Regions from separate parts of the Homo sapiens genome. Here region 1 is linked to region 2. A link is a contact called in ENCODE Hi-C data. All regions are on one chromosome and are shown on one strand. Each heading gives the region's core, a stretch centred on a gene start or an enhancer-like site at or near the end of the contact. The rest is flanking DNA. Distances are from core to core; before and after follow the strand shown.

Region 1 (2,900 bases), core at 22-2,521, 95 kb before region 2:
ACTTGCTCTTTCGCAGAGCACGTAAGGCCCTTCACAGTCTTAAAACAGTCTTTTCTTAACCTCAGAATCTCCCTGTGTCCTTATTTCCAGCCATGCCAAGCCACTCATTGCTCCTCTTAGAAGTGTTATGTGTTCACATACTTCTAAACTTCATATTGGATACTGTAGATATAGTGGTTTGTGAACATATGCTGTGCTGCCACTTCTCATGAACTCCTATTCATCTTTTAAGGCCCATATCAAATGTCACCTTCTCTGGAGTGCCTTTCCTGATTCCTTATAAAACTCTTTCATTTTACTATAAGTACTCTGTTAGTACTTTCTAGATTCTTTTGCTAATAGTAATTATCACACCATTTTATTGATTTGTTCATTTGTATGTTTCTTAACCATTTTTTTCACTTATCTTGTATACTTTGGTCTTGGCATGGGATAAGCATTTAATAAAAGTTTGTTTTGACTGTGCAAATGAACATTACACTGTTTTTTGGTGGACATCTATAGCTGACGTTTCACCGCATGTGATACCATGGCCACAGGACTTTTGGATTTGTGGGTTTTGCTTAGTTACAACAGTAAGTCACTTTAAAAAATATTTTGTTTCCAATAATAGATTTATTGAGTCATAATAGTCATCTCTAGGTCGAAACAACTAGAATATAGAGTGTACTGTTGGCTCATAGTATCTTTTGGGGTCCCACTAGTCTATCTTAAAAAGTCATTCAGCCCCTCTGTAACAGAATCTCATTGACTAGGAGATTAATGAGAAATTAGCCATGACTAGGCTTGCTGAATTAAAATTGGAAGCAAGGGTTATTACTAGAGATGCTGGGTTTATGGTAGATGAAAGCATGACCAATCATTACGAACTGAGGGGTTTTAGAAACACAGATTTGTTGCATTTCATTAACTAGTCTCCAGACATCTGTATTAGCACTTGTTTGCCAACAATTTACTAATCATTTTATGTGTCTATATCTTACTCTCTCAACTAGCTCAAAAGCAATCTGAGAGAATGAATTATGCATTATCTAATGTAGGCCACAAGCTGAGCATCCTGATGGCAAAATATTACCTGGCATGGCCCTTTGGAACATTTACAAAATGTGGAGGGATACTCCCTGCATCGTGGGAACACAGGCTGTAGTTTAAGCTGCTCTGAAAGTGGAACACTCCTCTTCTTCCTCCTACAGTAGGGCTCAGTGAGTTTTGTTTTGTTTTCTCTATATTTGGCTCTGTGGGAAATCATCTGACCTTGGGTCTTGGGCAGGGACTAACGGGCACGTGAGATCTTGAGGTTTCTGGTTCAGGATACGATGGAAAAAAATCAACCAACTGATAGACTTTAGTTAACACAGAATGAACTGGCTGCCATGAAAATATACCCAAAAGGCTCACAGAAAGGATATTCCTGACTCTGGTCCAAAGGAATTTACATGCAAAACAGTCTCCCAGAGACAAAACCCAGGAACCATTAAAAACAAATTTTCTCTTAGGAGTTAGTATACACTTTTAAGGAGAAGAGCTAACCTGTGAGGATGAGCTTTTAGGAGAACTTGTCCTGGAAGCCTTTCACTACCATGTTGCTCTGGCATTGCAATGCATGTCAGAGATTAAGTATATTCCTGTATCTATGACACCAGGAGAGATGGAATCAAAATACACAAATACATAAAATTCATCTGCTGGTGCAGCAAGAAAACACAGATCAATCAAGACAATAGATTTGGCTCCTTTGTGCTTTAAAAAGCAAGAAAATAAACTTTAATGTTACTATACCCGTTTGGATTCCAAAAGGATCAAATGGCATTTGAATAGTTCTAGATGAAAAGACAAATACTTAGCAAATATATTTTCTTCACTGGTATTAGGCTGCAGGCATTCATGGGAGCTAGGCTACTTATAGTCTCTGCTTTGTATATGTATATATATAAATATATATTTAGCATCAGTAGAGTAGGGGGTTGGCAGGGTGAAAATAGCCTTACACTAATTTTAGATAATTTGCATAGCATTCTCGGAACATGTCTCTCTATGACCTTAATGAAATGAACAACTGGGCTAAGGAGAACAGGGCACAAATGAGACTTTTTTGTGGGGACCTTTCAGTCTTTGCCGACAAAATACATCTATCAATAAGGCATACCTGAAGGAAGCACTTGGAGGGTCTTTATTGCATATGCCAACTGGTTGTTTCTCTATGTAATAACCTTTTTGATAAGCTTTTCGGTAAGGCTAAGTTGTTAGAGAAGAAGCTTTCAATTATTCTCTGTAAGGTGATGGGACATGTCCATATTTAGGACAAATGGATGGAGCTACACTGTGAATAGCTATAGTTCCTAACGAATCGTAAGTGGCAAGATTGCCACTTGCAGATCCCCTGTGTGGTGTAGGCATGTAGAAGGAGAGTGGCAAAAGGCATTGAATGGATTGATTATTTTGAGGCACTCTGATGTTTTTTCTGTGTTTTTGAATGAAGTACAACCACAACCACATCTCTTTATGATAGGCATAGAGGTATGCATGCCACCCATATTCAGAAGTAAGCCAACCTTCTTTAACTACTAAGAATCTTCTAGAGCAGATAAATATAACAAAGTTAAGTTTTTAAAAGAAAGCATTTTTGTGTTTCCAAACAATGCAATTATTCTATTAATTTAAAACCAAACTCAACCAAATGCCTCGCTTTAAATAAACACTTTGAAATACCTTTTGCCCTTTATTTTTGTTTAAAGCTTTTAAACCTCTTTAGCTAGCTGGTACAGAACAATACTGAAGTTTACAAAATTCACCCAAACCTAGGACATTATAAATGCCTTAACAATGCCTAAGAAAACTCCCAATTCCCCGTGTGATTCTTGGATCAAAGACACCAGCAGTTGTGAACAAAATGCCAACAG
Region 2 (2,700 bases), core at 134-2,633:
TCTGCGAATTGAAGTGCTGACATTGCTTGATGATCTAGAAGCTAATTCATGACTCTAAAACTTTATGGTCCTCTCTATAGACTGCAATCTTTTGGCTCCAAGAGGTTAAGGAAACTAAACATATGAATAGTAGAAAGTGTCATATTCCTGGATAATAGAGTTATTTTAAAAAACAAACAAGGGATGCTGGTACAAATCTCAGAGTACTTAAGGCATCATCCAGAAAAAGAAAAAGAAAAAAAGAACACTTCCCCTGGCCTGGATATAGATGGTGGGTCTGACTGGGTTGGCATGTGATGCCCTGCCTGGCAAGACAGGACAAGAAATGAATCAACTGCCCAATGCGATGGTATGTGCTATTTCCAAGCTGCCTAGCTCATGAGTGCTGCACAATCCAGCAGCCCACTCTAATTTGTCACACCAAAGGCTGCCTTCTTAGTAAACAGTTGTCCACACTTCTGTTGGTTCTGAGTCACCGCTTAGTGTTCAAACTGAAATGCCAGTGCAGTCCTTGGACTACACCATGCAGTGTGAAACCAAGGGAGGCGGGCCAGGCAGGACAGCACTTCCTGTGGAAACTTCCGGGTCTTGCAAAGGAGCCAGAGCCTCCAACCAGTGTTCCGCAAGGGATGGTTGCAGAGCAGCCCCCTGGTCAGAGCTACCCCCTCCTCTCAGTGAACCCCCTCTCTTTATAGCTGAGGAAACTGGAGGTGAACTGGCTTTGTGACTTGTCCAAGATCCCACAAGTCTTTTTATGACCTGGCTTCTACCCTCTTCGATGTCATCCCCCACCTCATCCCACAAGCATCCTCTTCCCAGTCAGATGAAGTCATTTCAGCGACATTATTGAGTGTGCCACGTTATTTCACTTCTCTTGTCTTTGCGTGTATGTCCTGTCAACCTGGATGCCATTTCTACTCCTTCGTGGCTGGGGAATGACTCATCCTCCAAGACCCAACTCAAGCATCTCTTCCTTTCCGAAACCCTTTTTGACCAGTTGTTTCTCCTCCATCAAAGCAGATCTATCCATTCTGTGCTCTGTTCACATAACTGCTTATCAACCTGGAAGGCATCATATCTTAGAAATCTGTTTACTCCCCTAGGCCATGGGTAGTCAAGTGGCAGTTAGGATTGTGTTCAGCTGCAAGTAACCAAAAGCCCAGTTGATCAATATCTTAGACAAATTAGGGGACTAATTTTTTTTAGATAGCCAAGGTTGCCGTGATAACTCTATAATATGATTAATCATTAGGGCCCCTGTTTCCATGTAGATTTCTGCTCAGCTCTCTTTAATTTGTGGCTGTTTTCTTCATGCTTGTCACCCAGTGGTCACAAAATGACTGTTCTTTCTCTATATCCAACTTCCAGACTGGAAAAAGGGAAGTTAATAAGGTATTCACTAATGAAGCCTGCTCCTTCTACAGAGCTTTCCTGGAAGCTGCACTTAGTGACTCTTGCTTCTCTCTCTTTGGTCAGAATGGGACTGGATAGATATCCCTAGTGGCAAAGAGAATGGGAGATATATTTGATGACTTGAATGAATTGAAATTCCAAATACAATCAGGATTTGGATTGTTAGGAAGAAGGGGAGAATTGATATTGGGTAAGAAAGTAACTACCATATGTAGGGATTATGTTGCATTTTTCATTCTCTCTCTGGGGCTTAGCATAGGGCATGGCACATAGTAGGTACTCAATAAATAAATGTCCAAGAAAGAAAGGAAGCGACATTTTATAATTCCCTAGTCCACTGCTATTTGTACAGTATGACTCAGCACATCTTTGAGCTTTTAGACATGAAACGAAGCTTTCTGGGGGTGGGGAAGAACAGCAGGGAGGAGAGATTCCTCGGGGGAGTTTCCAGCCAGAGCTTACTTATTCCAGCTGCGACCACTCAGCTTAGCAATGCTTAGGAGCTAAGAGAAAGGGAAAAGAGTCCATTCTTGATGTGTACAGTTGAACCATCTCCCCCCGCCCCATCCCCAATTCAAAAAGAACATGTTGGTCACTACGTGACATTAGGAGCCTCGCTACATTCTTGGGACATCTCCTTCCCAGTCCCACACCCTATATTGAGACTCCTCAGCTAGGGAGTCAGGCCCAGCCTTGGGTCCTCTAAGGCCAGGTGCTATTTCTGTGTGTCATGTTTGTTTCCAGCTTTTCACAATTATAAACAACTTTGCAGTGAGCATCCCTGAAATAAATCTTTAGGATCATTCTTGTACATTTTAATTATTTTTTTCTGTAGTCTAAATTCCAAAAAAAGTAGAAATTCTGGGCAAAAGGGTATGTTCACTTTTAAGGTTTGTGGAGAAACATCTTGTTGCTTTATGCTCCCATCTGTCATGAATGGAAAAGCCTGCCACCACTCCAGGGGTGGGTGCTCTCCCCTTCTGAAGGTTTCAGTTGTCAAGCAGTCACTCCAAGGGTCTAGTCCTTCCTCCCTTCTGAAACAACAGCAGAACCACTATAAACCAGAAACAAAGATGGAGGACGCATGAAGATAACATGTCTTGATTCCCCTAGCTGATTGTAAGTTTTGCTCTGGAAAAAATGAAGATCATAGATTCCATATGCATAAAGGGAATATGCATTAGATGCTAGGTGAAAGGGCTCTGAGATGGTCCCATGGGCCCAGCTAGGGTCCTTGGGGCCCTTCTTGACTTCTCCCTATCATTCTCAATCAAGTCACCAAGTCCT

Evidence for each region. Hi-C counts contacts between places; a loop is a spot of excess contacts on that map. Pooled maps may share reads with other maps.
Region 1: a map of GM12878 shows a loop between it and region 2 (2.7-fold over the local background). The contact joins two enhancer-like sites. A Hi-C loop is called at or near these places in 3 of 168 maps with a recorded cell type or tissue (A673, GM12878 and OCI-LY7), 5 of 37 single-sample maps with no recorded cell type and 3 of 50 pooled maps.

Annotation. Positions count from the first base shown.
Region 1 is chr10:62,707,107-62,710,006 of GRCh38, reverse strand. No RefSeq gene overlaps it. Among named protein-coding and RNA genes, the nearest start is that of ADO, 96 kb to the left of the region's middle. Within about 2 kb of position 1,271, at least 2 of the 41 ENCODE cell types and tissues checked have a DNase peak (open chromatin) inside an H3K27ac peak, as active enhancers do.
Region 2 is chr10:62,612,739-62,615,438 of GRCh38, reverse strand. No RefSeq gene overlaps it. Among named protein-coding and RNA genes, the nearest start is that of ADO, 190 kb to the left of the region's middle. Within about 2 kb of position 1,383, at least 2 of the 41 ENCODE cell types and tissues checked have a DNase peak (open chromatin) inside an H3K27ac peak, as active enhancers do.